2 separate regions of the Mus musculus genome follow, and region 1 is linked to region 2. Evidence: chromatin loops called from intact Hi-C (ENCODE). Cell type or tissue: heart. All regions are shown on one strand. Each heading gives the region's core, and the rest is flanking DNA. Links, peaks and the distances in the headings are about the cores only.

Region 1 (16,382 bases), core at 4,925-8,924, 70 kb before region 2:
AACCCTGATGTTAATCATTATTTCAGCTGGCCAGAGCTGGCCTTGAACTTCTGGACTTGCTAAGTTGAATATGAAGAAATAAATCCAGTCCGGTTGGTTGTAGTGGATGTTTTTAATTCCAGCACTCAGAGGCCGAGGCAGGCTGATCTCTGCAAATTCCAGGACAGCCAGAGCTACACAAAGAAACCCTGTCTTGAAAAGCCAAAAATAAAAAAAAAAATAAAATAAAATAAAATAAAGAAATAGATCCCTTTTAAAAATGAGCATTGATGTAAATGTGAACCTCAGGATTTGTCAAAATTTGTCTGGGAAAAGTATTATGCTTAATATAGGGGCTGTCCAGGTTTGGGAGTCACAGGCCCAGCTGGAATCTCAGCTCCATCATTTCCAGGCCTGTGGCTGTGGCCCATATCTACAGCCTCAGTTCCCCATCTCTAGTAAGGGCAGTGATAGCCTCTGGCTCCCCAAGAGTTCCTTCAGCTGCTCCGGCATCTCAACAGATGTGTATGGCTTGTGCACCCTCCTCCAATCCACAGAGGACATGTGCGCTTCAGCCAGCAAGGAACAAAGGAAAAAAAGTTCAGCCCCTTCCTTGCAGCTTTGTATGGATCGAGAAGTAGCTTCAAACACACAGGACCCAGACACCCTAAGGCTCTTTCTCTTGTTTACTTATTTTTTTATTTTATTTTTCCATTCCATAGCCCTCACTGTGTGATAAGCGCCTTCTGAGCGCTTGACAGAGGTTGACTCCGCCCACCTTTCACCAGTTGCCTATGAAATGCACAGTCTGGGGATTCTTGTTTTGCAGGGGAGGAAACAAACACAGCTTATGGTCCAGGGACATGGCACAAGGGTCTCACCAGTCAAGACTTGAACCCAGGCAACCTAAGCCCTTGTCTTTGTGGGGATTGTGGGCAACTGTTTATTTGGTGAGGGCAACCAAAGGTCTCTCTGTATGAGATACCCAGGCTAGCTCTGCACAGCCTAGAAAATATTATTACTGAAGTTGTCAAAGTCTTCACTGATAAACATTCATAGCCAGAACCTCGGACCAGAAGGACCAGATGAGGTCAGCGGAACAGAGAAGCTGGTTCCCAGCCCTGTGGCTCGCTGCCCATCGCTCCACTCCCACCAGGAGGCGGCTGCAGCCTCTTCTCTGGTCTCCCCCTCAGCCTTTTGGCTCAGTTGACTGTGAATTTGCTGATGGTTGCAGCCTGAGTAGGTGGAGGGTGGCGGGAAGGAGAAAACATCGAAGGAGTCAAGGATAAAGGAAACAACTGGTTTTTAAATTCCAGTGGTTATAAAATCAGTAGCTGGCCATGGCAGACATTGCAAAAGTGGCAGATTTCGATCCTGTTTCCCAGACTCTGTCTCCCCATCCACTTTCCAGCTAGGTATGGTCAGTCACAGGACCCAAATCAGGCCTTTTGTCCTTTCCCTCCACCCCACCCCACCTCCTAGCAGTCCTTCTTGTCCACTTCTTTCTTTGAATGTATGTGCAGTACTTGGTCATGCAGGGGTTAAAGACATATATAATAATAGGGGTGTAGGGATAAAAACGAAAATATGGCTAAGATCAAATGCAATGTGATAACAGGGGTGCAGGGATTCGATACAGATGTGATGACTGGGGTGCAGGGATTCGATACAGATGTGATGACTGGGGTGTAGGGATTCGATACAGATGTGATAACGGGTGCAGAAGCTGCCACATGTAAACCATGAAGGAAGAGCCAGGAAGCTCTCAGGCATCAGCTCTACAGTGCTGAGCTGTTGTGCCACGTGAGTTCAGAGTTTTGCTGTTTTCAGCTTAGGATGATCCTGTCATCAATACTCATAGAAAAGTCACGAGAAACAGGAAAAACAAGACGGGGGGGGGGGCGGGGGGGATATCACCTGTGATCCTATTACCCAGATGTTATTTCAAAATATATTTTTTCCATTTCCCCTCTTCTAATGTTTTTCAAAAATACAGAACAGAAGGTCCATTGGCAACTGACCCTTTTTTAGTGTGCTGTGGTCACTTTTCTGTATCAGTCACATCCATTACCCAGGTTTCTAAGAATTCTTTAACTCCAAGTATTAATAATAATCATTCAGTCATGTTTGTACATTCCTCTTTGTCTGATTATTTCCTTTGGATTACTAAAACTGCCATTACATGTTGGATTGCGTGTGTGTGTTTATGTATGTGTGTGTCCTCCCGTGTGCATATACTCAGCAGCTAGATCAGAGCATCTATCACTCTTCATCCTACAGCTCTCAGACAGGGTTTCTCCCTGGACCAGAAGCTCACCATATTAGCTAGACTTGGCTGGCCAGTGAGCTCTGGGGAATCTGCCCTTCTCTGCCCTTCAGCGCTGAGTTTACAGGCATGCACAGCTATGCGCAGCTTCTCTTGAGAGCACTGGGAATTTGAACTCAGGTCCTCATGTTTGCAGAGCAAGGGCTCTTGCCCACCAAGCCATCTCTCCAGCTCTAACAAAGTGTTACATATTAGGCTTTACATATTTAAGATAAAGCATCTTCCCGAAAGATCTCCTCAGACTTCTTCATGTCACTATCTACACTTTCAGTTGTCATCTTTGAAGAGATACTCATCAGCTCAATAATTAAAATCCCAGAGAAACTGACTTCATAACTGAACTACATAATTTGGCATTTCTCTATAATATGTGCCCTTTCCAACTCAACCAACTGCTCACCACGTGCTCACACCGGCTAGGTTAGCTTATGTTAGCTCTTAGCTTGTGTTAGCTCTTTCCATACGTGCAAACCACTATCTTTTTGTTATATATGAAAAGTGCATCTTTGCGAGGAGGGGATGAGGTAAGTAACTTGCCTAAGGTCACACAACTCGTTGGTGACCAGACTAGACTTTGTAATTAGATCTGCAGGACTCTAGAGCAGAGATGAAAGAGAAGGAGGAGGGAGGGACAGAAAGAGGGAAAGAGAGTCCTCAGCTGGAAGTGCTGTGAAGTTCTCTACGTTTCAGGTAACTTATCCAGGGACCAACAGCAAAGATTCTCACAAGGTAACTGAAGGATGCAGCTATGGAGTAGTTGAGGAGGGGACCATCCAAGTCCAGTCTGTTGTACGCTGCCAACAGATACTCATGGAGAAATTTTGTCTTCCTAGGCCTGGAGGGGCAGACTGAAGTTTACCGTTGAGAACCCGGTGAGATCTGTAGCCATGGAAATGCGGTGGCTACAGTCACAGCCCTTGCCAAACCCAGGCGAACCTGTGACACTATCACTTCTAGCCCTACCTGCTGTTGGCAACTTCCAACCATAATGAAATGAAGAAATGAAAGGCTGGGACCCATCACCCACAGAAGTCTAGGACACACAGAAAGGGGGAGAAGGCTAGTGAGTGACCCTACAGAGGCCATCAGAAGAGTGGGACAGAAGCATCCTGTATCAGCTTCTGACTCACTATAAACCCAGATGCAGCACGTTCAAGGCTGCTATCAGGTTAAATGCAGCTATAAGTAAAGAACCCAGTAGAGTTCAATACACACACAGACATACACACACATAATCATACACATACATATATACTCACACAAACATATACATACACACAGACACACACATTCTCACACATAGACACACACACTTATACATACAATGTGTTTATAATTGCTTATAATACCTAATGTCATGAAATTACTTGTTACAAATTTTAGGGAATGATGACAAGAATAAGAATGTTTATTAAAAGAAATACTTTAAGTCTGTGGTTGTTTGGAGGGCCAGATGTACTACAGCAGAGAGCATAGAAACTGAGCTCTGGACCAGACTACCTGCCTTCTTCCAAAACACCCAAGACAATACCCAGCCTATGTGGCTGCCAGAAATGTTGGTTCTTGTTAGTATTATTCCTTCTATGCCTGTCAGCACAAAAAGATGTTCTGGAAGAAGTCACTGTCTTCCCTCCACAATGGAAGCCAACACTGGTGTCTCCTGCAGAGACATCTGGCCTTGGCTCCTGTTTCATCATTTGCTCTATCTGATTGGATGACACCAATTCAGAGAAAGAAACAAGGAGAGAGAGAGAGAAAGAGAGAGAGAGAGAGAGAGAGAGAGAGAGAGAGAGAGAGAGAGAGAGAGAGAGAACAATTCGTGGTATGTGAATCTCATAAGTAAACTGTAAGAGAAACTACATCTCAGAATTAGTGGTGCACAGCCCCCTGCTGAAGTCCTATGATGATGGTAGGTAGAGAGGTGGGTGGGTGATCTGGTTATACAAGGTTTCAACTGCAGAACAGGACCATGTTACCAATTACAACTTTCCTGTCAGCTAAATGCAGAATCTCCCATTCATTCCATAATGGAGAGAGACAGAGCCAGAAACAGACAGATGACACACTGACTACAGGACGTAAAAACATATGCATTGTATCAAATCAGTGGAACATATATTCAACAATATACTCCATCAGTTTATGGCCCCTAAAACTTAACACCCCCATACAATACAATTCTGACCTAACACGGTTAATACACACACACACACACAATGCTACAGTTACTTACCTGCTAGAATGAACACAGACTTTCCTGTACTAAAGTCTTAATTTCTCATCAGAACACTGGCCGGAAAAAAAACAATCTAGAAAAAGAAAATGATATTGAACATAGTCTTTCCAGCCCATTGACTGTTGAAGGTGCTTTATGGGTGGCATCACTGTATTCAATCTTCACTAAGTGTATGTTTTGCCAACAGCTTGCAGGAAGCCATCCTCTGCTCTTGTGTTACACATGCCCAGGGAATTAGAATTGCCCCAGTATCAACCTGGACTGTCTGGTTTCCAGTCATGTGATATCAGAACTGATACGTAGCCTCTCCTGGCCAATGAGGAATAAATAGACTAGTGCATAGACTCCGGGGGGTGGGGTGGGGGGGAGGAATGGTACCTAGAATCACGGCTTCTTTGTGCCTTCTATCATTGGTTATTAGAATCGCTCAAGGAGTCTTAAATCGGCCCTTCCTCTAGAGATTTTGATTTAATTGGCCCAGGGTGTAGCCTGGCCACAGACACAGGATTTTTAAAAGCTCCCTTGGTGAATCTAAAGTGCAGTGGAGGTTAAAAACCACTTGTCTTAATTGAATCAGCCTGTGTCACACAGGAGGCTAGTGAGTATCAGAGAGACTGCTGCAGGTCATACAAAGCAGTTATCAGAAGTAGGAATTCTGAGAGTGCCATCACCATCTGCTGCTGTTAGGGGGAAGGGTATCCAGAAGTTTGAGCATCTCAGCCCACCAAATGTCTATCAAGTTCCAAAGCATGAGGTTAAAGGAAGGAGGGAAGGTCGGACTGGTGGTTTATGCTTAAAAAGGGAACCATGTTGGAGAAACCAGTTCTTCATCAAGAAAATGGGTTGGGAGACTACAGAGATGGCTCAGTGATATGAGCACTACTGCTTTTGCAGAGGACCCAGGTTTGGTTCCGAGCACCCATATGGTGTTTGACAACCATCTATAAATCCAGTTCCAGGGGACCCAATGCCTTTTTCTGACTTTCTTATACATGGATGCATGAGTGAGGGAGAGCTGGCTCAGTAGTTCACCTGTTGCAGCACTTGGAAGTGTGGGCCCCATGCCTTGACTGGGTAGCACAGTGGAGCTGGCTCTGGAGGGGATGGTGCTGGTGAGCCCAACCCCCCCAGAGGGCATGAGAGCAGGAGAGCTGACCCTGCCTCCTGCCAATTCAGCATTGGATGGTCTAGCTGGAACAGTTCTGGAGAGCTCACTCTGGTGGTGTGGATAAGGGAGAGTCAGAGGACTGACCAGTTCAGCTACCATCCAGGCCCAGATCTAGGGCTTTGAGTTGGCCTACCCCTAAATGTACATAAATTGTAAACTGCTGGGGCACATGAAAGGGCCAGCCCTGCTGCTCCAAAGCTGCAGGATCTCCATAGCACAGGACAACGACAGGATAATCTGTTGATGGTGTCACAGAAACCGGAGACATCACACCAGACCAATGACTCATTGCAAGGGACATTTTTAAGTGAAGATGTGTGGACAGAGGGATCACTGTGACTCATTACAGCGTTCACGATGGGATGTTCTCTGCGCTTTATTTTGGTTTGTTTTTAGGTTTAGGTTATTATATAAATAAATAAATAAATAAATAAAAGGTTTATTTTCGAGAGGAGGTTGCAAGGGCAGAAGGCAGATCAGAGGGAATGTGGGGATGAAAGGGATGGGGGGCTTGATGAGAAAATCATAAAGAATCAGTAAAAAGTTTTTCAAAAAAAAAAAAAAGAAAGAAAAAGTCATGAACATTGGCAGCCACGTTATTTATGCATAGTCTCCTGTCTGCTTTGCAGTCCGTGGTTTCTATTGCTAATAGTGAACTGTGGTCTGAAAGCAAAACAAAATGAAACTCCAGGAATAAGCAATTGATTGGATTTTACATCATGGATGGTTCTGCATAATAGGATGGAATGATGTTCAGTCTTACTCCATCTCACTTGAAACATACATCTCCCTTTTATATCCAGTGTTTCCACACCGTATACATTGCCTGCCAGTTTAGTATCTATTCTTGTTTTCAAATAGACTGTCTTATGTCATCATGTTTGTTTAAGAGCATGTCTTGTACCTTCAGAGACCAGAAGAGGGCGTCACATCTCCAGGAATTGGAGTTACATCTGGTTGTGAGAGGGGATGTGAATGCTAAGAATTAATCTTCAGAAACAACAGAACTGCTCTTAACCATTGAGCAATCTCGGCAGCCCTCAAATGACCTTTTTTTGGAGAAACAGAGAGAATCTATATTTTTTTACAGTGTGATTTATCTATGCATTCACTTGTTCATTCATTCACTTATTTATTTTCTGTTTTTGAATCAGGGTCTCATGTTCCAGGATAACCTGAAACTTATTGTGAAGCCCAGAATAACCTTGAACTTCGGATCTTTCTGCCTTCACCTTCCTGTGCTGAAATTGCAGGCTTGTGACATCGTGGTGGCCTTCTGCTGTGCTGCATAGAACCAAGAGTTTGGTGCATGCTAGACAAAGTCTCTACCAACTACCCTGCATGCCCCCATCCATTCTTGTTTTTATTAAGTAAACATTATCCTGGCCATATATGCACTGAGGAAAACAGCATTAGAGAGTTGGGTATATGCATGCAATTTAGGAAGTTCATGGAGAATGTTACAATTTTCTTAATTGGACCTATGTCCCTCCTAATAAGTATTTTACTGCAAGTCCAGTCCTGTAGGTTTGCTACATGGGTGGGCTTCACAGCAAGGTTGCTAGGAAGGGATGGGACTTGGGAGGTCAGCATCCGAGCAGGAAATAAAGGCTAGAGTCTCCTGAGAGAGCAGGCCGGTCAGTTCAAGGACCAAGCAATCAGGCAGAAGAACTGCAGTCCTAACTTGAATTTTCCCCTCTGGAAACAAAACCATCAAAACATTTTCAAAGTGTTCTGCAGAAAATGCCAAGTTCATCACTGCACATCCAGCCGCAGCCCCCGTGGACCAGCCCCGTGGGCAGGGAGCAGAACCTTCCTGCAGAAATCCTGCTCTTCAGCCAGCTGCCCTTGCACCATCCTGACAAGTCTTCACCTCTCCCTGCCCTCGCCTGTAAAGTGCAGATAACAGGCTAACCTCACTGGGCTGGTATGAGGAATGGCTAATAAAATGTGATAGTGACACACCCAATTTAAATGCAAACGGCTGTAAAACAACCAAACACATATTTAAACATTTCCACTGCTAGGGGGGTGGGGTTGGGTGGCGGGAACAATAGGGCTGTGAGATCAGAGCATTTCTTCTCCTCTATGGTGTCCGCACCAGTTAATCAATGAATGTTTATTATTCTGTGCATCAACACTGTGGTAGGCTCTGGGAAGAATGGGGAGAAAGCTTGGTGCTTCTAAAATTTGCCTGCAGCCATTCCAAAACGTATAAACACCATTAAGAAAGACTTTAAATCATGACCTCTTTCCCTCTCTTTGTATAATATGTACAGGACTCAGTCTGCACAGGACACTGTGTGTATGTGTGTGTGTGGGGGGGGGGGGGGGCTTCAGGAACTCATGAGACTCATCACTACCCTGGGAGGGCTGCAGAGCTCTCCTCATAGCTGGCTCTGTTCAGCTTTCTCTCCTGTTTTTATCCTTTTTTTTTCTAGGTCCATCTATATTGTCTAAATGGAGACATTCATGGGCTTTCCTCCTTTTTAAATGTTAAATAGTATTCTATCACATGCATGCACACACATACAAACACACATACATATGGGCACATATACAAACACACACATACATGCACATATACATGCACACACATATACAGAGACACATATAAACACACACACACACACACATACAAACACACACACACACATTTTCTTTAGCAATTCTTCATGAAACACATTAAGTTGTTTATATATCTTGGCAACTATAAAAAGTGCCTCGCCGGGCGTGGTGGCGCACGCAGCACTAAGGAGGCAGAGGCAGGCGAATTTCTGAGTTCAAGGCCAGCCTGGGCTACAAAGTGAGTTCCAGGACAGCCAGGGCTACACAGAGAAACCCTGTCTCAAAAAACAAAAACAGGGCTGGAGAGATGGCTCAGCGGTTAAGAGCACTGACTGCTCTTCCGAAGGTCCTGAGTTCAAATCCCAGCAACCACATGGTGGCTCACAACCACCCGTAATGAGAACCCTCCTCTGGTGTGTCTGAAGACAGCTACAGTGTACTTACATGTAATAAATAAATAAATAAATAAATAAATAAATAAATAATTAAAAAAAAAAAAACAAAAACAAAAACAAAAATGCCTCAAAGGACAAAGGAGTACAGATGTGCCTTTAAGATACCAGTGTCCTGTCCTTTAAATGGATATCCAGAAGTGAGATTGCTGGACCTTATCATAGGTCTGTTTGTAATTTTTTGAGGAACCCTTATGTTGTTTTCCTACATTCCCACCAATATTATTCTCTTGTACATACTTGCCAGCATTAGTTACCTTAAAACAACTCTCTATCCTAACATGATACTACCTACTTTATTGTCTATGCTCTTTAATAGCTAGGCTCTCTGACATGATATTCTTTTCCCATCCATTTTGCTGCATATGTCAGACACGCATATCTTTTTGTGCCTAAGTAGTATTTCTTTGTGTGAGTATAGTGCAATTTATTTATCTATTCATTATGTGTGGACATTCAGTTTGTTTCTGGGTTCTGGCTCTTATATAATTATATAATATAATAATGTAATTAGAATCATGTTGCAGGTAATAATAAAGTTAATGTAAATGTTCTTATACAAGGCCTTCTGGGGAAACATGTCTTCCATCTCCTGGGTAACTGTTTAAGAAAGTAATGGTGGATCAGACTGAGGTATGTTCTTACATTTTTATGGAACAGACAGAATTGTTACACAATGCATGTGGATCATCTGCCACCCCCTTCGATAATGTACAGCTCAGCCTATACTAGCCCAGTCTCCAATAAAGCCCTGGTTCTCCTTTGGAATCTCACGAATCAGGGGTCCACTGCCGTACTTCTTTCGGCTTTCCTGGCTTACCAGCTCCCACTAGAATGGCTCGTTATACTCTGTCTACTACATTCAAGGGCTTTTCTGGCCCAAAGTTTCAAATTCCTTCACATTCTTGCTACAAACCAATTCGAATGGCTTAAGAGCCACATAATTGGGTTTATCATAGCAACAGCCCCACTTTGGGGTATCCCACTTCCTACATTAGTTACCCGTCTTATCAAGATGAGAAAACACCCTGAGAATGTCAAAGAAGGAAGGCTCTTACTTAAGGGTGTGGTGCACTGTGGTGGAAAAGCCATGGTAGCTGGAGTTTGAGGCTATTGGTCGCTGTTGCATCTGTAGTCAAGAGGAAAGGGGATACACATGCTCAGATCACATTTTCCTTTTTCTGCAGACTGGAAAGCAATCTGTGGAATGGGACTGCCCACATTTGGGGTGGGTCTTCCCCCCTCAGTTAGTCTAACTTTGGTGACTTGTCATGGGCACAGCCAGTGATTATTTTCTAAGGTTCTCAATTTAAGACAAAATTAATCACCACAGTGCCGTTAGTGTCCCACGTAAGAAATCCTTGCCTATTTCAAGATGTTCTTTGTGTCTTACCTGCAGTTTCTTTGGTACACAGTATGGTAGAGTGTCTTGTGAGTCATGCTTTGAAAGACTATCTTTTTTCATTCAATTTTATTGGTATCTTTGTCAGAACTAATCGAATGTATGTATGAAGTTAATTTCTGGACTTTGCTGTCTCCCATTGATCTGTTTGCCAATTATTACATCAATACCTCACTGGTACAATTATTATAAAATACTGTAAGTCTTTATACTTATCTAGTGCTGTTTTACAAGTTACCTAAGGCTAGCAGTGCAAACCAACATGGCCTTATCAGCCCATAGCAGTTTGAGGGTTGGGGAGCTCAGAGCAGTTAAGCTCGGTGGTGTATCTAAGAGTCTCAGAGCAGACTGCAGCCTTCTGAAGGCTGGGCCAGTACTGGAAGGTTTGCTTCTAAGCTCAGCAGTGTGGCTACAGGGAGGAGCACTTATTCTTGGCTGGCTATCACTTGAGTCTCATATCCCTTAGTAGATCCTCATAGAGCTATTCATAACAGAGAATTTGGCTTTCCTTCCTCTGGACAAATAAAGGAGAGAGAGAAAAAGAGAGAGAGAACTCATAAAGTCATATAACTTAATCTTTGAAGGAACATTCTGCCACCTCTGCTATATCATACGTCATTGGTAATACAGAAGGAACCCATATATGATGGGAAGGAACTACACAAGTTGACAAATATCAAGAAGTGGGAACGCTTGCTTCCAGGTCTTTGGGTAAGAGCAAGTGAAGAAGTTGGGCCACACTGGAACCCTTTTGTCAACTGTTTACCAAGGACTGTAAGTCCTGTGATGGGAGTCAACTGATATACTTTTTCTTCGTCAATATCATTTGGGCTCTTTAGGTCCTTTGTTCTATCATATACACTTCAAAATCATCACATCAATTTACTTTCTTCAAAATCCCACTGGACTTCGCACTGGGATGGTGGATCAGATTGAGAAATGCAAGATTAATAAAGCAGTTGGGAAGATGTCTGGAGATGGTTACATCATGAGAGCCTTGGACTAATGGATGCTTTAACCTACTGATAGGCTCAATATTTGATTAAACTGTTTGAAGGTGGTGGAGGTGGGTGGTGGGACCGAGACATTAAGGTAAAGCCCACCTTTCCACCCAGGACCCACCTTAAGGTGTCTTTCCAGGATTCTGACTCTATTCCTCTGTGCTATGAATCTTCTATTGCTTTTTACTATATTGGTTGGAGGAAGTAGGCCATAGTGTCTGCTTCAACTTTTAGCCCCCAGGATTCTCCAAAGACTCTACTGTCTTGTCTTTGTGATCTACTATCTCTGCACCCTCTTAATCTATCTTCCTTTTCCTCTCTCATGTGTCCTTTCCAGTTTCCTGACTGCTACATACACACCCCATCAAACACACAAATCTAAAGTCTGCAGGCTGCGGCCATCTCTACCCTGGGTTGTTATCTAGGATCGCATCCCTCTACATAGGAAAACTACATTCACATATTGAACCACTTAGGAAGAATGTTCCTTATGTTAGTCCTATGGAATACAGTTATTTTGTTTTACTAAGCCATATAGAGTGAAAAGCAATGGAAAGCTCATAGCATAGAGGGATAGATCCAGAAACCTGCAAAGGCACTTAGGGACCTACCTTAAAGTGGGTTCTGGTTGAAAGCTGGGCTTTGCCTGAGTGTCTTATATACTTTTAAAAAATTATATGTATTTTGTATTTTGGATCTCTCTCTTTCTATGTGTGTCAGGTGGGGGTTGGAAATCAGATAGGAATTTGTGGACATCTGCTCTCACCTTTTATCACCAGTACCTGTCACCCCAGATAGTTACCTAGAATTATACAATAGCTAAGAGTCAGAAAGCTCCTTAAAAACTGTAAGCCATTTCCAATCAGAGAGAGCCAGAACCCGCACCTTCATGCTACATACTGCAAAGTGCACCTTTTAGCAGACCAGGTCCTCACCTGGTTGCTAATAGCCTGCCGAGACCTGATGAATCATTGCAAAGGAAAGGCATCATTTGTAAATCCCGAACCAAATGACCCACTGTCCCGTACATAGCTAATGTGCATCTCCTTAACTTTCTAAGACATGCCTCAGTTTTCTTCTAATCACTGTTCTAGGCCCTTGATAATACCTGTGTTGAATCATCATTTTGATTTTTACTGGAGTGAGATATAACACAAAATGCAGCATGTGGTCATGCTTAGTGTGCTGTTTGGTTGCATAACCAGCATCACTTTCTAGAATTCTGCCATCTTCTCCAGGGGAAACTATGCAGCAAACACTAACCTCCTCCCCGCCCCCGCCCCCGCCCCCACCCCCTGCCCCCCACTTCCTGAGCTCCCCAATCTCTGCTAATGACTTTCTGTCTCTGTGCATTTGACCACCTTGTAGAAGAGGAATCAGGACTGTGTGTCCTTTTGTGGTCACGATGATGCATAGCATGTGTTAGAATTTTCATTCTCTCTCTCCCTCTTTCCTCCCACATCCCTCTCCTTTTTCTCTCTGTCCATCCTGCAGACAGAGGCCATGGTTTCAACCTGCAGTTCAGATAGCTAGAACTTGCTTTGTAGCTCAAGATGACCCCGAATTCAAGCTCCTCTTGCCTCAGCCTCCTAAACATTTTCATTGTAGGGTGGGGTCATGATGGCCAGCAAGTTTTCTATTTCTTCAAGTGTGAACAATATTCTATTTTCCCTTTATTCAGCTCTTGATAGGCACCTGGGTCACCTCTACCTTTAGGCTATTGTAAACAATGCTGCCCAAAACATAGATATGAAAATATGTGACAGAGTCTTTGTTTGAGGATGGATAGATGATAGATAGATAGATAGATAGATAGATAGATAGATAGACAGACAGACAGACAGACAGATAGATAGATAGATAGATAGATATAGAAAGGTAGATACATAGAGGCAGACACATGATATATACATGTAGAGATATATACATGTTATCTCTATAGACACATAGAGGTAGATACATGATAGATGATAGAGATATTGATATAAATGTAGACACATGTTATATAGATAAATGATATGATATTATAAGGCATGGTATGATATTGTATGATATGATACAGCAGAAGTGGAAGTGCTGGGTCCAGTGGCAATTCTACACTTCACTTTAGAGGACCATTTTACATTCTCCTCAGCAAAGCACAAGAGTTCCACTTTTTTGCATCCTCATCAACACTTGTTCTTTTTGAACAAAACAAACAAACAAACAAAACAACAACAACAAATGCTGTGAATTTTTAAATGTCACTGTTACAAATTGAACTGTTTTACTGCCCAAAAGATATGTTGAGGTCCTAACCCCTTGGTCTCTTAATATAGAACCTTAATTGAAAATAGGGTTGTTGCAGATGTTATTAATTAGGTTTCAGTCATTCTGGAGTAGAGAGGGCCCCTCAGCTAATATGACTGGCACCCCTACAAGAAAATGGCATCTGAAAACGGAGACGCACAGGAGGAATGCCTGTGTCAGTAAGAGCAGACAGAGGATCTGAGTGGCTGCAGGCCAGCAGACTCCGAGTATCACCAGCAAACCACCAGTGGCTGCGAAATGGCAGGAGGAACCTCACGGAGGTTTCAGAGAGAGCACAGCCCGGCCCGGCACATACCTTGATTTTTGCATCTCAGCCTCCAGAACTCTGAAGCAATGCACTTGTGTTGCTTTGTGTAGTATGTGGTATATGTGCGTGCACCATGTATGTGCAGTTCTGCATGCCCCTATTTATGCACATCCAGAGGTCAAAGAAGAAGGTCAAATCTCTGCTCTATCACTTCATCTTACTTCCTTGAGACAGGGTCTCTCACTGAACCAGAAACTCCTCACTTCAGAGAGACTTGCTGGCCAGCGAGCTCACAGGATCTGCCTGTCTCTGCCCTGGCATGTGTAGCCATTGCCTGGCTTTTCAGTAGGGGCTAGGGGTTCAAACTCAGGTCCTTATACTCACGGGACACGTGCTCTTAGCCACAGAGCCATCTTCCCAACCTCTGTGGCCTTAAGTCGCCCAGAATGGAGGGTTTTGTTAGAGCAGAAGGTAGGGAGTGAGCTCTACCTGATCTTTGGAGCTTATTTGAAGCTATAAGCTCTCTCCTGGTTTTCAGAAAGCCTGCTTCTCATACTCCACATCCCCTCCACCTTCTTCCTGTTTCCCCAGCTTGTGCTTAACACCTCCATCCAACAAAGATAGAGGGACACCCTGCCCTGACACACATGCTGGCCACTGTCCTAAAGCTGGCGAGATTCGAATCTTTGTTCTCTCTTGAATGTGTGTGTTTTTCTTTGGTGCGACATCTACCTTGTCAGAACATTTAAGGAGGGCGGGGGCATACTTTCTGCCCATGATTTCCACCCTCATTTCCAAACTCCAAAAGAGACCTACCTCTGGTTTTAGCCTTGCTTCAGAACCTTTTCACAGGCAAATGGCACTTTTTATCTTCCCAGCCTCGTTTCATTAAATGGAAACTGCAGTGTGTTAGAATTATGGAAATGGGTGCTATTATAACCCACATCTTCGGCTAAAACATGATGTGCTATGATTTCCTGCCTGCTTCGATCAGTATTTATGTGAGCCAAGGTGTGAATGATTCACAGAATCTATGTTCTTAATTTTTATTTCCCTCTTTAGCACTCTAGCTGGCTGTTAACCTGGGCCAGGTGGCCCCTCCCTTGCAGAGTCAAGCCTTCCAAGCTGGTTTCCTAACTGTTAGAAGCAGCAGCAAAATCTCTTAAGTTGGGTAGGAAGAGCAGGCCCAGCTGTGCGGGGACAGCCTGGGTGCCCAGCCAAGGCTCAGATGTCTGTAAGTATCCCCTCCAGACCTGACCCACATGGTGCAGCTGTCTGCGCTGATTCTCAGGGCCAATCTCTCAATGCATTTTCAATGAGCTGATTCTTTTGCCCACTATAATCTGAAAGACCCTGGTGTGTAGGGCTCTCCATTATATTAACCCCTACCACGTGCACAGATGTGAAGGCTTTCTGTTATATCCATCAAAGCAAAATGCTCATATTGCGTCTAATTCTATTGCTGTCTGAAGATAAAGATTAATTTACAGTTGTCATGGTGCAGAGCCAATAAGGAAAACAGAAGGTATTTATGCTTAGCAGAAGGACTGGTTGAAACCCTACATACACCTGAGTAAATAGAAATTCCTAGATTCTGATGGATTTGCCTAGGGTCACACATCTGGGGCAAGAAATCAGGGCCCTGACCCCTGTGTGGGGCTCGAGTCTCTCCAGTGGAACTTGTTGAATACCGAGTGCAGGTGAGACCGAGGGAAGTTGTTTCTCTGAGACCGTCTCTCCAGCACTCAGGGATGAACTCTTCCCTTCCACCTCAGATAGGACATCTTCCTCATTTCCAGGACTCAAGCACAAGTTCTAAGCAGTTGCCTACCAGGAAAGCTCAGCTTACTCCCAGGCCAGAGTTTCTGCCTAGCTGTCTTTGGAGCTAGTCTGACCTTGTAAAGGGTGCTGGATCCTTTGAAGCCAAACTAACGATTAAAACCGACTTCCTGAACTGAGAAATAATTGTTTTCATATGTGAACACGGCGGGGGAATGTAGGTAGTGACGACGACGACGACGAACAAATGCCGGCCGAAAACAAGATGTGCTCTCTGCCAGAGAATTCTTTCAGGATCCTCTCATATTTTCCGTGCATTTCTGCAGCAAAAGAGCTTGAGGCGAGCTCACTGAAACAGAAGAAATAACACTTAGAAAGTTTGCTAAAATACAACTTGGATCCCTCTTTTGCTCATATGCAGCACATCCAGGGATGCTATGCTCCCATCTTCCATCTCCTGGAATCTGCATCTTGCTCTTGCAAGTTGTGTGTGTGTGTGTTTGTGTGTGTGCATGTGTTGCGTGTTAAGGTGTCTGGGTCACACAGAGAAAACTGTCTGAGAGGGGGGAGAGGTCAAGGTTACAATGAATATTTAATACTTGTGCATGCCTATGCAAATTACGTAGTCATTAATGCTTACCTGATGTAAAATCAAAGCTAGTGGCTGGCTTAAATCACTGGCAAATCAGGATTTTCCTTCTCTCTCCTGACAGAATACTAGCTTTGACCTGGGAAGTTATTCACTGCTTGTAAAAGTTGTTAGTAACACATGGCCCTTGTGGCTCGTCCCATCTAACACCCTGTGTACTCGTAACTGTTGTCTAGGGGGTAATCAGATGAATGTTTTTTTGGTTTTGTTTTGTTTTTTGTTTTGTTTGTTTGTTTAGTTTCTCACTTCTACTCTAATAACTTCA
Region 2 (16,382 bases), core at 6,838-10,837:
AACGGGCTGGCAATATTGTAATTTATTGCTCAAAAAAAAATATGTCCATAAAATAGCTGTTCCAGCACTGGGGGCTCTGTGCTCACTAGCCGGGACACTCAGAGGTTCAGTACTCTCAAAGCAAACAGAGGTTCCTTGTGTGGAAAGAGCCAGTCAGGAAGTGCCTGCTGCTCTCCAGTAAATGTGGACACTCCTGCAGAAGCCAGGCTGTCTAGAGGGTGACAGGAGGGAGCAATGAGGGCAGGAAGCGACAGCTTCACTAGGACGGGACAATAAGTCAGATCTAGCTATCGGCCACTCCCGGGGAGGGAACGGGGTTGGCTATTCTTTTATCTTCTTAGACTTTAGCAAGATTGTTTTTAGGGGATTGAAAGACTGGTCTATTTGGCAACGTACTTGCCTGTGAGGGAGATGTTGCACACCGCTCTGGACTTCTATGAAGCATAGGAAACTGCTCTGTGGCCTTTTGTAGAACAGCTGCCACAAGCCCCACTGGAAAATGACTTTTTTCCCCCAATAGTCCCATTTATAAGCTTTTTATTTGCTATTTAAAGTAAATATTTACAATGCCCCAACTATGTCCTGGGCATTATATTAAGCTAGAAATACCTTGGGATAAAACAAACAAAGTAAACATAGAGGGTTTCCTTCCCCCCATAAACACACACACACACACACACACACACACTCATGCACCCACACACGCATGCATGCACACATGCACGCACGCGCGCGCAAACATACATCTTTTTTTCTTGACCACTTCTACCATGTCATTATCACTGAATTTTAAAATCCCAGAGAACAATACATTTTATACAACTGGAAGACCAACATAAGAGTACTGTGGGGGTTTGAATGAAAATGGCCCCCATAGGCTCATGGGAAGTGGCACTAATAGGAGGTTTTGTCCCTGTTGGAGTTAGTGTGGTCTTGCTGAAGGAAGTGTGTCACTTGGGGATAGTCTTTGAGGTTTGTTTTGGAAGTTCAAGCTAGGCCCTGTATCATTCTCTCTGCCTGCTGTCTGCTAATCCTGATTGGGAACTCTATGCTACCTGTCCAGCACTATGACTACCTGCGTGCCTCCTTGCTTCCCACCATAACAGTGGACAAAACCTCTGAACTGTAAGTAAGCCCCAATTAAATGGCTTCCTTTGTAAGCTGCTGTAGCTGTGGTGTCTTTTCATAGCTATAGAATCCCTAAGACAGGCACCCTACTTTGAAAATAAAAACCCTGGAGGCTGGAAAGATGGCCGAGTGGTTAAGAGCTCTGGCTGCCCTACTTTTCTAGAGGTCCTGAGTTCAATTGACAACAACTACATGGTGGCTCACAACCATCTATAATGGGATCTGAAGTCTTGGTGTGCAGATGGGCATGTAAACAAAGTACTCATATACATAAAATAAACAAACAACAAAAAGTCCCCTCCTCACCCCCTAAGAAAGAAAAATCCACTGTAAAATCCGTTCTGCCAAACAAGTACAATTTTCCCATTTGTGATTCCTGCAATGACTGCTTATGAAATAACCTCAGAGATGACTATGAAATTGTTTCATAGTTGAAACATTCTTCGTCCCTGTCAGGGAGCAAGGAGTATGGCCCTCTCCCAGCTGTCTGACTGTGCTCAACCCGAGGGCCATGTGGTGGTTTGAATATGCTTGGCCCATGGGAAGTGGCACTATTAGGAGGTGTGGCATTATTGGAAGAAGTGTGTCACTATGAGCGTAGACTTTGAGGTCCTATGCTCGGGCTCTTCCCAGTGTAGAAGAGTCCCCTCCCCTCCTGGCTGCCTTTGGATCAAGATGCAGAACTCTGGACTTCTCCAGCACCATGTCCACCTGCATACTGCCTTGCTCCCTGCCATGATGATAATGGACTGAACCTCTGAAACTGTAAGCCACCCCCAGTTAAATTATTATCTTTATATAAGTTGCCTTGGTCATGGTGTCTCTTCACAGCAATGAGACCCTAACAAAGATAAAGACCAAGTGTAAAGTCATCTTAATAGCCTATGTTCTCTCCAACCCATCCCTGTTCCCCTTCACACACACACACACACACACACACACACACCTCCTACTGGGGACTCTGGGGCACCTGGGCACCTGAGCACATTCTTCCAGTGTCCCAGTGTGATTACCTGTGACTTGCTGGTTTAGCAAGGAACATAGCAACGGACCTGCCATGGGGATGATTCAGATCACTAAGGTGTTGGTGTTACTCTGGCCCAGGTCTTCTGACAGGGTGCTGTCTCCATGGCTTTGTAGAGGGATCCAGAGACTGTCAGGAGCTCACCTCAGAGATGCTCAAAGACAGATTCTTGGAAGCAGCAATGATCAGTTTCATCTCTTGCTCATGATATTCAAGTGTCCCTTGGCACTGTGAAACCTTGCTCTACCAAGGTTTTACAGTGCCAAGATGTGATATCTGTAGACTTGCTTTCCTTTTGTAAAGTGTGCTTTATTAAAGAAAAAAAAAAAAAAACCAAAAACCACTTCTTTATACTAATAAGATGTCACGCAAGTAAATCCCCCTTCTAATAAGCAAACATTGGAATCTTCAGTAAGTGGCATGGTAAATTATATTAAATTTTACTGACATCCTTGATCCCTAAAGTGAGTCTGTGGGTCTAATGATAAGCATGGAGAGTAGATAAAGTATGCCAAGGGGCTGTAAGGACCTAGAATGTTGTACGGATTTAATATGTCCTTTGTGATTGGGTCGCTGGCAGATTGTATGAACACATCCCACCTACCTTCGTTCGTGGGACTCAGTCCCAGAGCTGTACTCTTGGCTCAGACACACACTGTCCCTGTCTCTTCAGCTAGTGCTGTCTTGTCAAGATGAGGTTTTGTTATTGTGTTTGCTACTGAACTAGGCAGTGAGCCGCTAAAGACCACTACAGAAAAACCTCTTATATATTTTTTTAAAGCAACAACAACAAAACTGTCTCCAGGAACAAGAAAATCTTCAACAAAACAGTCTGTTTACCCTTGAAAAAAAAACAAGCATGGTCTAACCCTACGGTCCCCACCCCAGAATTACCACAGTTTACCACAGCAGGTACTCAGAAAGACCACAAAATTACTACTGCTGAATAAAGGGCCCCTGTCTCCACACACCCCTTCCTTTAGGAACAACATCTTCTCTAGACCCAAGCGATAACCTTGTGGGGTTCCTTCTGAGTCATACTAGGGGGTGGGGTGTGTATGCCCCAGCTCTGACCTTGTGGCGGCTGGAGGAGAATGACTGATTTCTTCACACTCAAATCTTGGTAAGTCTCATTACAAGTCACTGCAGCTCTGGGTGCCTTAACTCCCAGTGGCATTGTCAGGTTGGTTGACAAGGACTCCCTATCCCTTCCCCAGATGATGTGAATTCTGACCTCTGGTAGACCTTGACCCCACAGATTCAGAATCCCAGAGCAGCAGAACTCAAATTATAAATATATTTTATATTTATACTTTATGAAAGTGGCTTGCATACAGGCATTCATTAAAAATTTTGACATTGTGTCAAGTATGGGTGTCCACACCTTTAATCCCAGAGCAGAGGCAGGTGGACCTCTGTGAGTTTGAGGCCAGCCTGGTCTATTGAGTTCCAAGACAGCCAGGCTGTTACAGAGAGAGACTCTGTCTCATAATAAAAACAAATAAAAACGAAAAGATTAACAGTACTAAATTTATTAAAACTAGGATAGAAATAACAAAAACATCCTTAGATTTAAAATATATTTCTGGAAAACATAAAAGTATATAATATAGAGTAATTGGCCCGAGGATCACGTTCTGGTGTGTGAGACCCATCTACAGATGATTCTTAGGTTTTTAAGAGCGCCAAACAAAATTTAAAAGAAACTATTTCATAACCTATGAAATTCAGATTTCACTGTCTACACCTAAGGTCCTGGCACAGAGCTAGGTCCACTCACTCACAGTGTGTGTCTGTGGCACTACTTAGACACCTCCTCGGCATAGCAGGACTCTGGCTGGGACAGTGTGTGGCCCACAAAGTACAAAGTACTTACTGTCTGGCTCTTTAGAGAGGGAGCTTGTTGGCCTTTAGAGTAAAGGAAGATAGTATTCAAACTTGTTCTTTCCCAAAGCAACATCTTTTTTTGTTTCTCTGTTTCATGTCTGCTGGCAGAGAAGCTCATGGATTATCTCATTTGTGCATTCTTAGAATAATTAATATTTATTCTTAGAACAAACAAGACTTTTCTCCTAAAGGAATAGAGCTCAATTGCTGTAAAAATAAAGAGTAATGGAGGAGTAAGGCAGGCTGCCATTACCAGTAAATGACGGTGATATCCAGAGAAGATGTCTTCCTGTGTGTCCTTCCAGCCTCGTGGGGCTGTGAGTCAGGGAGGGGAGGCAGATGCATGCACGTATGTGTCCACATGTCTGGTGGTAGCCAGAGGTGTCATTTCTCACCCACTGTCCACCTTGTCTTTTGAGATGGGGTCTCTCATTGCTTTGGATCTTGCCAAGTAGGGTCGGCTGGCCAGCCATCGGGTCTGGAGCGGGGCCTGTCTCCATTTGCCCAGTGTTTGGATCGGAAGCCTGCGATGATGCCACTGCAGGGTTTTTAAAGCAGGTTCTAGAGACTGAGCTGGGCTCCCCATGCCTGCGTAGCAAGTGCTGAGCTCTCTCCCGCCTCTCAATCTTTTTAATACTAGGTGGGATTTTCTCAGATTTTATAAACTGGGCTTGTGCCATTTTCCTTCTCTCTCTCTCTCTCTCTCTCTCTCTCTCTCTCTCTCTCTCTCTCTGTCTTTCTTTCTCTCTCTCTCTCTCTCTCTCTCTCTCTCTCTCTTTCTTTCTTTCTTTCTTTCTTTCTTCCAATTCCCCATTTAAGTTAAATTATAAATATTTCTACATACTTAATAATATTTATATAAACAAAAGCACAGGGTTTCTCTCCAACCCATAAGTGATACTTTGTTGGACTATTGACCACATTACAGAAAAATGGTCTGTTTTTTTTTCCCCCCAGAATAAAATAATTGCCAGTGTCCACAAGTTTAGACCCTGAATGTTTAGACACTTTACATGAAGCTCTGCATCTTGTTTTGCAGTTTTTGAGAAAACAAGTTTTTTTTTTTCTTTTCAACTAGGTGAATCATGAAAAGATGGTGCCACCATCCTCTGGGCTTTTTGACTTCACGGGGTGAGAAGTGTCCGGATTGTGCTGGCTTCCCTTCGGCTCAGTATAGTATTTCTGCATGTCGATGTCTCCCCTGTTTCTATGGACAAGTACTTATACGGAACTCAAGCACGCGTGCAGAGCTAGGCAGGACCTGTCTGTGAGGGCAGCCGTTGAGAAGCATTGCTGATGACTGGGAAAGCTGTGTTGCTTTATTATCAAAGGGCATATATCAGAAAGAAAAGCAGTTCTGAGGCCACACCTATCTACAGGTTGGGGTCATGAGGAACTATTATATTTAATCTGAGTCAGTTCCTGAGGTTGCAGGTGTAACATACAAAGATGAAAGGCTCCAGGTAGGGGCGGGGGCTGTACCTCCAGGCACGGACTCCTCCTGTCACCAAAGGAGATCCCAAAGGTATGGCAGCCACACCCATACTGCGCTACCGACCTGTGTTCCTTCTGTACAAACCACAGTGGCCTTTGTCTTATATGGGGACTTCTTGCTCCAGAAGGAATTGGGGAGCACTGGTGCCATTTGCACAACCAAAGTTTTTTTTTCTTTAAGTAATAATTGTCAAATGACAGCCGTTTCTCTGAGGACAGCCAATGAGGAGCCGAGTCATTCTGGTCCCCTTAACCCAGCAGCAAAGTAAGTTTACCCCAGGAGAACAAAGTAGTGGTTGGTTAGATCTGCAGCTATCAGCTCACAGTGGACCTCCAAACCCTGAAGCTGTTTACTGCAATTGGTGACTATATACATCCTAAGAAGATGAGAAACCTGGGAGGTGAGAGGCTCTCAGGACTCAAAGGGAGGAACCTTAGATAAAATGCCCAAGAGTCCACCTTGTAGAGTCCACCTCCATTAGAAAGACAGGGCATCAAGTGGAGGGGTGGGGTTGCCAACCCACAGCAAAAACTCTGACCCAGAATTGTTCCTGTCTGAAAGAACTGTGGGGATGGAAATAGAGAGGAGCCTGAGGAAAAGAAGGTCTAGCGATAGGCCCAAAGTGGGATCCAGCTCAAGGGGAAGTCCCAGGGCCTGACACTATTACTGATGCTACGGTGGGCTTACAGACAGGAGCCTAGCATGGCTGTCCTCCAAGAGGCCAAGAAGCAGCTGACTGAGACAGATGCAGATACTAACAACCAAAAAATGGACTGATGTTGGGGACCCCTGTGGTTAAATTAGGAAAAGGCTGGAAGAAGTTGAGGAGGAAGGCAACCCCATAGGAAGACCAGAAGTCTCAACTAACTTGGACCCCTGAGATCTCTGAGCCACCAACCAGGCAGCATACACTAGTTGGTCCTCGGCCCCTGACACATATACAGCAGAGGACTGCCTGGTCTGGCCTCAGTGAGAGAAGATGCACCTAACTCTCCAGAGATTTGAGGTCTCAGGAAGTAGGGAGGCCTGCTGGGATCTGGCAGCATCCTCTTTGAGACAGGGGAGTGGAGGAATGGATTGAGGAGCTCTCAGAGGGTGGACTAGGAAGGGGAATAATGACTGGACTGTAAAAAAAATGATTAAAGATAAATGTTAATGGAAGAAGGATGAGGAGGAAGAGGGAGGAGGAAGAAGAAGAAGAGGAGGAGACAGAAGAAGAAGAGAAACCAAGGTGGAGGGAAATGAAGGGGGAGGGAAGGGGGAAAGGAGAGGGGAGAGAGGAAAGTAGAAAGAGAAAGAAAAGAAAGAGCAAAGGAAATTAAGAAAACCCGTTGGCTTTTTAACAGCTTTTATTAGCATCTCTCTGTGAGTCAATAATGAAATCCTTGCAGCTTTGGCATTTATGATTTATAGCCAAAAAGAAAACCACAGAACCCCTGTCGCTTTAAAAATATATGCATGTTTCAACTACCACGGGCCCTGAGTTTGCTGGCAGATGGAGTGGTCGTGTTAGAGAGATTCATTTTTTCCATGAGGAGAAACCAGGCAGGGAATCCATGCCCAGAAATGCATGAGAACCACACAGGAGTCTGAGGTCCCACTGTGACAACTGGTCCCACCCCCTACCCGCTTGATCTTTCAACAAAACAGGTTGATACTGCCACTCTGGGAAGGCAGGCAGGTGAAGGGCTGACTGTGGTAGTAGGGCTGGTTGGCTCATAGTCCACTCTTAGCCAATGGTCTCTGACACTGAAGGGGGATGCTCAGCAAATGTGTGGCTATTGGAAAACAACAGACTGCTTTGGGGGTCTTAGAGCACACTGATGTTTTGTAAGCCATAGAACCAATTACCCTTCACAGAGGTCCCAGTAGCTTTGCTCAACTGTATATGTTTTATAGCTCTCTCAAAAAGGATCAGCCACATCAGAGTGTAAATGGCTTCACCATCCAACAAGGTCCTCCCCTTCTTTCTCTCCTTGCATTGTGTGGCTGGTTCCCAACCTTGTAAAACAAAGCCAGAAAGTCATTTAGGGCAATTGTGAAAATTATCCTCTACTGATAACTCACTAGAGACTTCAATGGCTACCTTCTCTGGGCTGGATAGGAGCTAAGGCATAAGGAATGGAAATACACCTGGTGAGGACCTCAAAGGATGGAAAATGGGTGGCTGCATTTGAGAGGCAAGAGAGGTCAGGCACTGATGTGGTTAGCAGCAGAGGGTGAGACCGACTTCTGTTCCTGCCTCCAATCCATGGGCCTTGTGGAACAGGAGAGAGCTCCCTTTAGGCAGTAAGGGCTGGACCCTGTGAAGCATGAGCTAGCCCACTCTTGTAGTTGGATCAGCTCTTCTGTTGGGCCAAGAAGACATGTTTTAAAGCGTGCACATTCATTACTGTCCTCCATACACTAAATAGTAACCAATATCCATAAAGATTACCTCAGTTTCCATCCAATTCCCACTGTAAGACTCACAAGAGTACCAGACAGGGCAATATGGAGGACCCCCCCCCCCGCCCCGCCCCTGCCCCCTGCTCCATTCCCTGAAGCACTTTCTCACTTTTGAAAATGAATCTACATTTCACAGCTCACACCCTGTCCACATTTCCTCATTTCTTTGGGGGTGTAATCTAGAAGCCACCGATTTGGGTTCAGGGTAGCTTCGGTGGCCATCAGTCATCCAGCACCATCGCTCCCCAAACTAAGCTCACCAAGAGCTGAGAGCAAGGGGTGGTAACTCAGAGATCCCTTATCACTCACCATTCATTTCTAGGAATAATGTGGCATGTAGTTTCCCTGTCCGCTGTTATAAAGTAGTATTTTGGTTCCCTAAACCCCAGCCAGAAAGACCTTTAGGAGATTTAAACATGAGCCTATGTGAAGAAAAGAGGAGCAAGCCTGGGGGCCTGGCCTGCTGTGTGTTGTGCCCTGACACTACCAATGCTCTTTCCACTGAAGCCTACGCACACCGAGTCTACGGCTCGATGGTAGTTATTGACCTTGTTTTAACACTCAAACTCAAGGCCATACAGCTGGGTGCATGGTGTTTCAGCCTCACCTTTTAATGGGCACATAGTGCCTTATTCCAATAAGGACTGTGTTTCCCAGCCTCCTTGTACGGGTGATGATGGGAAATACCATGGGTCGCTTCCTAGCACTCCTCTCTCTTTCTCTTTCTCTCTTCCATCCCCTACCCCCAAGTACTGAATTGAGCCCAGAGCCTTGACCCTTTTAAGGTTTGATTGTGTGATCAAATCTTTCCAAGTTGCCCAGGCTGCCCTTGATTTTACAGTCTTCCCATTTAAGCTTTCCAAGTGCCAGGATTACAGACAGGCACCCACTACCACACTCTGCTAGAATTGCCTTAAAGAAAGCACCCCTCTTGCCAACGGTACCCATCTCCTTCCATGCTGCTGCCTGCCACACTGATAAAGTAAGGACCAGGCTGGACCTCACAGTTGAAAGGGTCATCTTAGGGAGTGTACACTAATAACAAGGTTGTTCTAGCTTCTATACTGTGTTGTCTTAGGTCACCTCTCAGACTGTGAAAAAAAAATCTATTTTGTTCCTTGGAGTTACTTTTATATAGATATAAGCTAGCTTCTTTTTAGTTACGTGTTTCTTGTTTACCGATGACAAAACATCAGACAGGAACAGCTTAGAGCAATAGTTCTCAACCTGTGGGTCGTGACCCCTTGGGAGGTTCAAATGACCCTTTCACAGATGGGGTCACTACAACATGAGGCACTGTATTCAAAGGTCACATTTGGTAGGTTGAGAACCACTGACTTAGAGGAAGGCTCAACAGTTGGTTCATCACAACAGGGAGGGTTACATGGTGGCAGGCACCAGGTGCATCTTTAGTCACATCATGGTGGGTCAGAAAGCCGAGGCTGCAGGCCATCCTCAAAGGCTAGTGAAACCTGAAGGCCACTGCCAATCATCTCCTTCACCAATGTCACTCCACGTCCTGCAGATTCTACAGCCTCCCAAAACAGCATCAACAACTGGGGTCGAGTGTTCAACACATGAACCTTCAAACCATAATGGATGAGCTAGCATTGTGACCTGCTGTTACCCAGTTCCAAACCACTGCTCTTCTCTACTACAGAGTTACAAGATCAAATGCTATCATCAGAAACAGTGTGAGAGGTTTGCGACCTCATCTTCAAGACCCAAGACCAGTTCTTGACACTTGACTCTACAGAGCAATCACTTCCTGACAGAAGAACCCCCTCTGTAGAAAGCTCTTATAAACAAAGTTTGTGTGGCAATCCTGGGTATCCAAGAAAATCTATGATGCCCATATCACACAAATGGTTCCTGTAACACAAAAGCACATGAAGGCTCAGCCTTTTATTTTTCTGATGCAGTTGAATGCAAGCAGAGTGTGACTAGAGAAAGCTTGAAGTATGTTGCAGCTGGGTTAATATTTGGTGACTGCCAGCTGTTACCACTTGAATGTGAACCTCAAATGGTCACATATTTAAAACCTTATCTGAATGTCAATGTCATTTAGACACCTTTGGGAGGCAATCGGGATTAGATGAAGTCACGGGGGTGGTACCCATGATGGTATTAGTGGCTTTATTAGGCAATGAAGAGAGACAAAAGCTAGCACTCTGGTGTCCCACCAAGAGATGCCCTCTACCACCAGATGCCACCACCAAACTCCAGCACCTCCTGGCCTTCAAAACCATGAGCTGTTTAGCCCCTATTTATACATTACCCAAGCTGTGGCCTTGAGTTAGAGAAACAGAAAACTCAGACACCCATCCTATGTCCCCTTCCCTCCTTCCCTGGGCTTCTGCCCCCTGCCTCCCAATTCTGGCATGCTGTCCTCTTCCAACTCTCGTACCCTCTGCCCAAATAGAAACGTCTCTGGCATCTGACATCAATCAATGTCTCTGTCATTTCAGCCTCCTGCTCCTGTACTTTCTTCTAGCCCAGGAGTGCCAGAGAAGGCTGTCTGACTCTTAGGAGCTACATAGCACAGTGACACCAATTTTCATCCCATCTGGAAGTATGTTAGTAAAACCTAGTCTATGCCATGTAAGCAGTAATAGTTACTAGCTATATAGTCATGGTCAGGTCTGCAATCCTGAAAGTAGGAATAGTCACAGATCTCACAGCACTGTTGGTTGAGTAAAGGAAGATGATACATGCAAATGGATCCCCCCATAACCGAGACTCCGTAGATGATCGACTCTCTGCGTTTCATTGCTTCTCTACCTCCTTCTGTTTTTTCTCTTCTGAGAAAAGTGAAGCACATCTCCAAATCCCAAGAAATACTTTGTCTTGCTCCAACATTCTCAGCACTGTAGCTTGTTGACCATACCTTATGTCCTGCAACGGGTTTATTATAGTTCAGTTTGTCAACACATTCATCATTTGTAGGCCTAAAGGGATGGGGAAGTGGGCGCTTACACAGGACTGTAACCATAGCTCCAGGAGAGGCCACCTGACACGAGCTGTGGATTTTCACAGAGAACAAAGCCACAGATCACTTTCGAGTCAGCGGAGGCTGATAGGGGAATAATTACACCTGCTTTCTCTCTTCCTCCCCCCTGATCTCAGCTGATGTTTTCCATTAGCTGCTCACAAGTGAGGCTGGAGGAGGCCAAGAGGAACCCACTTCACCCGTCTCTACAACCACTCTCCCAGGACATAGAAAAGAATGGTGGGGAATGAATCTGATCAGACAAAAGGAAGGTATTACTGTTGCCAAATAAAGGTGACAATAATAAATAATAATAATAATATAATAACAATACCACAACAACAATGAGACATAAGTAGGCAAGGACAGTGATCTGATGGGAAAGGACAATATCGTGTTTCCTATATTGCTGTCTCCTCATTGCCCTTCCATGGACAGGGACACTTCCGCTTTGTGGGCTCTCTCTTCTATGTCTGCTAAGAACCATCACTCACTCACTTGGCTGGTGGCTACATCTGGAACTCTTGCAGAAACCTAAGTTCCAACAGAGACTGGTGGAGGACAAGTCTTACAGAAGTGACTGGAACTTACTGAGACAGCATCATGCAGAGAGTCTCCAGACCCAAAGGCCAGGGATGGCTCTCCCTTTGGTCTGATGCCACAGTATCTCCTGCCTGCGTGGCTGCCTGGTACCACACAGGATAAGAATTTTCTGCATAAGGCAAAAAATAAAATAAGTTGTAGAAACCTTGGCCACCTACCCCTATGACCAGAGCTTTCAGATAGGTAGACTCTCTTGGGCTTTATAGTACAACTCGCATACCACTCAATCCCCTGAACTACTTTGCTTCTTGATGCCTCCTAACAGTCTGAACCCCTACCACATAGGGTGTAACACACTCTCCCATATACTATACCTAACCCTTTATTTCTGTAAATTCTTAAGATCCTATCTTCTACAAGCCTGGTTTACTTGATGTGTGTCCCTTTGCTTAGTGATGTCCCTACCCATCTTTTCTGGTATGCACCATATGAAGAGGAACACACTGCTAGCCCTGGCTCTACCATGAGCTAGTAATCAATATATTTATAATTGTTTGCCTCAGTCTTCTCATCTATAAAATGGGGGGGGCATACCACAGGTCTATTTGAAGAGTCTGTAGGTGGATATACATAGGTCACTGGAGTGAATGTTCTGTAAATGTTAACCATCATCATCACTGGTATCTAGGCTTTCCAAATAGTCCAACAAAGCAGTCCCAAATAAAACCCCTGGGAATTCAGATCACAGGAGCCGTTAAATAGGCACAGAGTGCCTTCTAGCCTCCATATGACAGTCTTCCAAGTTGGAAACAATTAATATGTGAAGCAGGAGAATTCTAAGTTCAAGGCCAGCCTAGGACACATAGTGAGACCCTGATTCAAAACAAATAATACCAAAGGAAAAACTTGGTCATCTAATCCTGCCACTTCCCTGGATGTTTCTATCTTCAATTATCATCCTGACCTAGCTGACTTCTACCAATGATTAGTCAGTTATAGGCCAACTCCATGTAGGTATTTGAGGTTTCATTCTCTAGCTTAAACAATGGCTGCTCTTCTGACCAGTAGCACTAATATGGAAAATATACCTGTCATTAATTGTAAAAATGCTTGCTGACATTTACTGCAGTCTTCCCAAGTCCAGTTTGTATCAGGTTTACTTTTTTATTAATAACTGTCAAAGGACATCACTTTTTCGTAGGCATGTTATTATTGTCAACAAATATGTCAGCAGTCATACTCTCTTGGGCCCAAATCAATCAACATCAGACGGCTTAAGGACGTATTCTCCATCTAACTTCGAGTGCTGCATTGTTAACGCAATGCTGAAAGACAACCTCTTTCTGAGGTGCAAAAAAGATGCTTAGACTAGAACTCAACTGGTTAAAAATTACATCATATTGCAATCACATTGGAAGTAATGAGTAGAAAGAAGAGACTTAGATAGGAAAGCCTTTGTTAAAACGTATCCTGTCTCATGTCATCTAACCCTGAGGAAACAATATAAAATTAAATAAACACATATCCTCCACCAGCTAATGAAGTTTTATCCTCTCAGGCTTCAGATAAACAGATCGCTGTTCATAAATTTTGCACCTTAGAATCTTCCAGCTCCAGGGCTGGAGACCCAGCTTAGCTGGTCGAGAGCTTGTCCATTTTGCATGGAATTCTTGGTTGATAGATAGCACCATAAGTTGGATGTGGTGGTCATGTAATCCCAATCACTCCAAAGGTGAAGACAAGAGAAGAGAAGTTCGGGGTCCTCCTCTGCTACATCTAAGGCCAGCTTGTAATAGATGATAGATAGATGTAATAGTCTCGAAAGAAAACAAAACAAAACAAAACAAAACAAAACTCTATTTTACTACCACCGCTTTTTCTATTGTTGGAAATACTTTTAAACCCTGCAAGAGTTAATTGTGTGACATGCTTCTCAGCAGGGAGCCACCCAAGTAAAAATCCAAGGTGATGGCTTCACAAGGAGACACAGGAACCATGCCCAATTGATTTCCTGGCTGGGAGCAAAGCTCTGCTACCTTTTGTCTCCAGGAACTGTCAGCATCACCAGGTTAAAAATGCATGCTCCCAACTCCGCCCCGTGCCTGAAGATCTCACATTTAGTCAGTTTCCCTTTGTTCTCAAGACCATATCTCCTTTCTGTACTTTTTTTTTCTCATTTGACTCAAATCAGGAAGGATTCAGGTCGTACCTACAACTTCCCCCCATCGATTCAGATAACAAGGAGGGTGTGGGAGTGAGAAGAAATTGAAAGTAGGGAGTGGAAAGTTGGAGCTTTCTGGTGGGGTCACCTCACCAGTCCCTTGGGGAGACGATCACAGTTTGAGTTGCTCGTTAGTAATTTTATTTCTAGGAAGCCTCTGTCTGTAAGTATTTCCTCCATAGTCCCCAGATTCCAAGGTCTTTGTTTGCTGGATAACCTTCCCACCCCTGTGCCTTTGCAGTTCTTACATATAAAACTAAATGATTCCAAGACAGTTTCTATAATTACTTTTAAAAAAGAAAAAAAATCAATAGCTCTCAGAAAACATATTGGCTTGATCTTCTAACCAGACTAGAGATGAAAGACAGGGTAGTTTCAGTTCTCTTGCTAAGATCAAGGCTTGAGGTGTCAAAAGCTCTAGCACTGTGGCTCCCTCCGACAGCTTGTAGCTCTGTGGACCACCTCTGCTTTCATGCAAATGTAACCCGGCCTCATTAGGAAGTATTAGTTCCCGTTTCAGCCTCAAGCATCAAAGCCATTTGTCATAATTGCTATAATTAGACCAGGCTGAAACACACCAATCGAACAGGCTGTTGCTTCGTGGGTGTGGTTGCAAGGGTATCCACGACCTGAAATTCCCACTGTGAGGTACTTTCCTCGAGTTAAGGTGTTGTTTTTCTTTAAATATATGAATATATATGAACATATGTCAGAAAGCATCTCATTCCACTGCTCATTTGCTGGCTCCTCTTGATGTATTTTAATTACTGGAGAAAGAAAGATATTTGAAGCTTCTGTGTCCAAGTCAGGTATGGCTAACTATGGTAGCTGATGGTAAGTTGATTCCTGGGATGCATTTGGTAGAAGAAGAGAACTAACTCCCACAAATTGTCCTTTGCCAAATCCAGGTTCCATATCTTCATTCAAGGCCTTGGCTATCTGCTGATTCCCTCCGCAGCCCTTCTTCCTATCATGGGTGTATGTTCTCTGAGATTATATACTGGATTCATTCTTCAAAACTATCAACTCTCCAGTTCCTTTACAAGTCTATAGAAGTCCCATTTCTTCCCCCTCTGCCCATCTTTTACTATTTTTCTAATCATCCAATAAGGAAAGATGGATTCACCCAGTGGTTCTCAATGGGATGATACCCATCTATGGACATACAACAACATCTAGAAACAAAAGACTGGTATTTTAACACACACACAAATACACACATTTGTCACTTATAAATTTATATTTAACTAACATAAAATATTTAACTTCTATTGCTCAATTTATAAACCATGGAAGGTGATTGCTAAAGGTCTAGTTAGGGAACACATGGTGGCAGGGGAGCACACAGAAGCCTGGGGCACAATGAGGCAGCTAAGAGAGAGACTGTATCTAGAGAAAAGCAGGGCTGAGTTAGATCTCTCTTGCACTGAGGAAGCCTTTCCTTTAGAGCTGCAACACTTGCCTCGGGGAAACCTTTTGTCTCAGACCTATATAACTCGGACAGTGACTTGAATCTGATCAAAGTTATATCAGAGCTCCTTCCAAGACACACATGAGACTGGGTGACATCAGAATCCCACTCCCAAACAACCCACTCTGTCAGCCCAACAGGAGATGTGCCATTGGGTGGGCTGTGCTAGATACCATGTAATTGTTAAGCCCTGGCTGTCATTGTTTGCAGAGACATATTTGACTTGAACACAGGGATCCTAAGTCCTAGACTGACTCCTAAAGCATGACACAAAGAGGCATCGTTCAAAAGGTTCAAAAGAGCAACCAGTTAAAAGGTTGGCAATTCACCAAGCTGCCAACAAGGGAGCCTGCATGGGACAGACCTGGGCCCTCTGCAAGTATGTTGTATTGTGTAACTTGGTCTTTTTTTGGGACTCCTAACAATGGGAACAGAAGCTGTCTCTGACTATGTTGCCTGCCTTTGGCACCCTTTCCTCCTATTGGGTTGCCTCTTCTAGACTTAATAGGAGAGGAGGTTCCTAGTCTTACTGCGACTTGATGTGCCATGGCTGGTTGATATCCATGGGAGACCTGCCCTTTTCTGAAGAGAAAGGGAGGGGGATGGAGTGGGGAGGAAGGGAAGAGGGCAGGGAGAGAGGGATGGGAGGAGAGTAGGGAAGGAAGTTGCAGTTGGGATGAAACAAACATACATACATACATACATACATACATACACACATAGTGTCAATTCCAGCTGAAAATGAGAATTAAGAAGTTTTTAAAGCAAGGGATAACTATTAGAATGGCAGATTTAAGTTGAACCATCATAATTTTATCTAATATAAGTAGATTAAAATGAAAGACAGGTGTGGTTTGGACAACTTGATAGAACTCACCTACACTGTTGACAAGTTAACATTTGAAGTCTAAAGATGCCAACATTTCATAACTGAGGCAGAAGAGTACACACCAGTGTTAGTTTAAAAAAAAAAGCTACTTCAATGTCAAAGTAACTTCAAAGAAAAGAATATTGCTAGAGACAGAACAACAACAAGCAAACAAATTTCACTGTGGTGGAAGAGTCCATTCACCAAACAGACCTGACATCCTAAACAGATGTATCTCATCACAGAGGTTCAAAATATGAGGCAGGGGCTGGAGGAACAAAACAGAATAATTGATAGTTTTAAGAGTT

What was found. A loop is a pair of places that touch in the nucleus more often than their neighbours do. Peaks named below come from ENCODE experiments on the same cell type or tissue, not always from the same donor. Only the 100,000 strongest peaks of a DNase experiment are listed, where the experiment ranks them.
Region 1: a loop joins it to region 2, with 2.0 times the contacts of the local background. A loop is called at or near these places in 2 of 42 quality-filtered maps.

Annotation. Positions count from the first base shown.
Region 1 is chr5:64,580,507-64,596,888 of GRCm38, forward strand. Gm3716 (predicted gene 3716) reads right to left here. Exons shown (of 4, transcript NR_045078.1): 4 at 13,357-15,817. Among named protein-coding and RNA genes, the nearest start is that of Gm3716, 22 kb to the right of the region's middle. In heart, for the core only: a CTCF peak has its summit at 6,638 (motif pointing right); no DNase peak of the experiment used is centred there; H3K27ac peaks cover 1,355 bases.
Region 2 is chr5:64,648,451-64,664,832 of GRCm38, forward strand. No RefSeq gene overlaps it. Among named protein-coding and RNA genes, the nearest start is that of Gm26761, 43 kb to the right of the region's middle. In heart, for the core only: no CTCF peak of the experiment used is centred there; no DNase peak of the experiment used is centred there.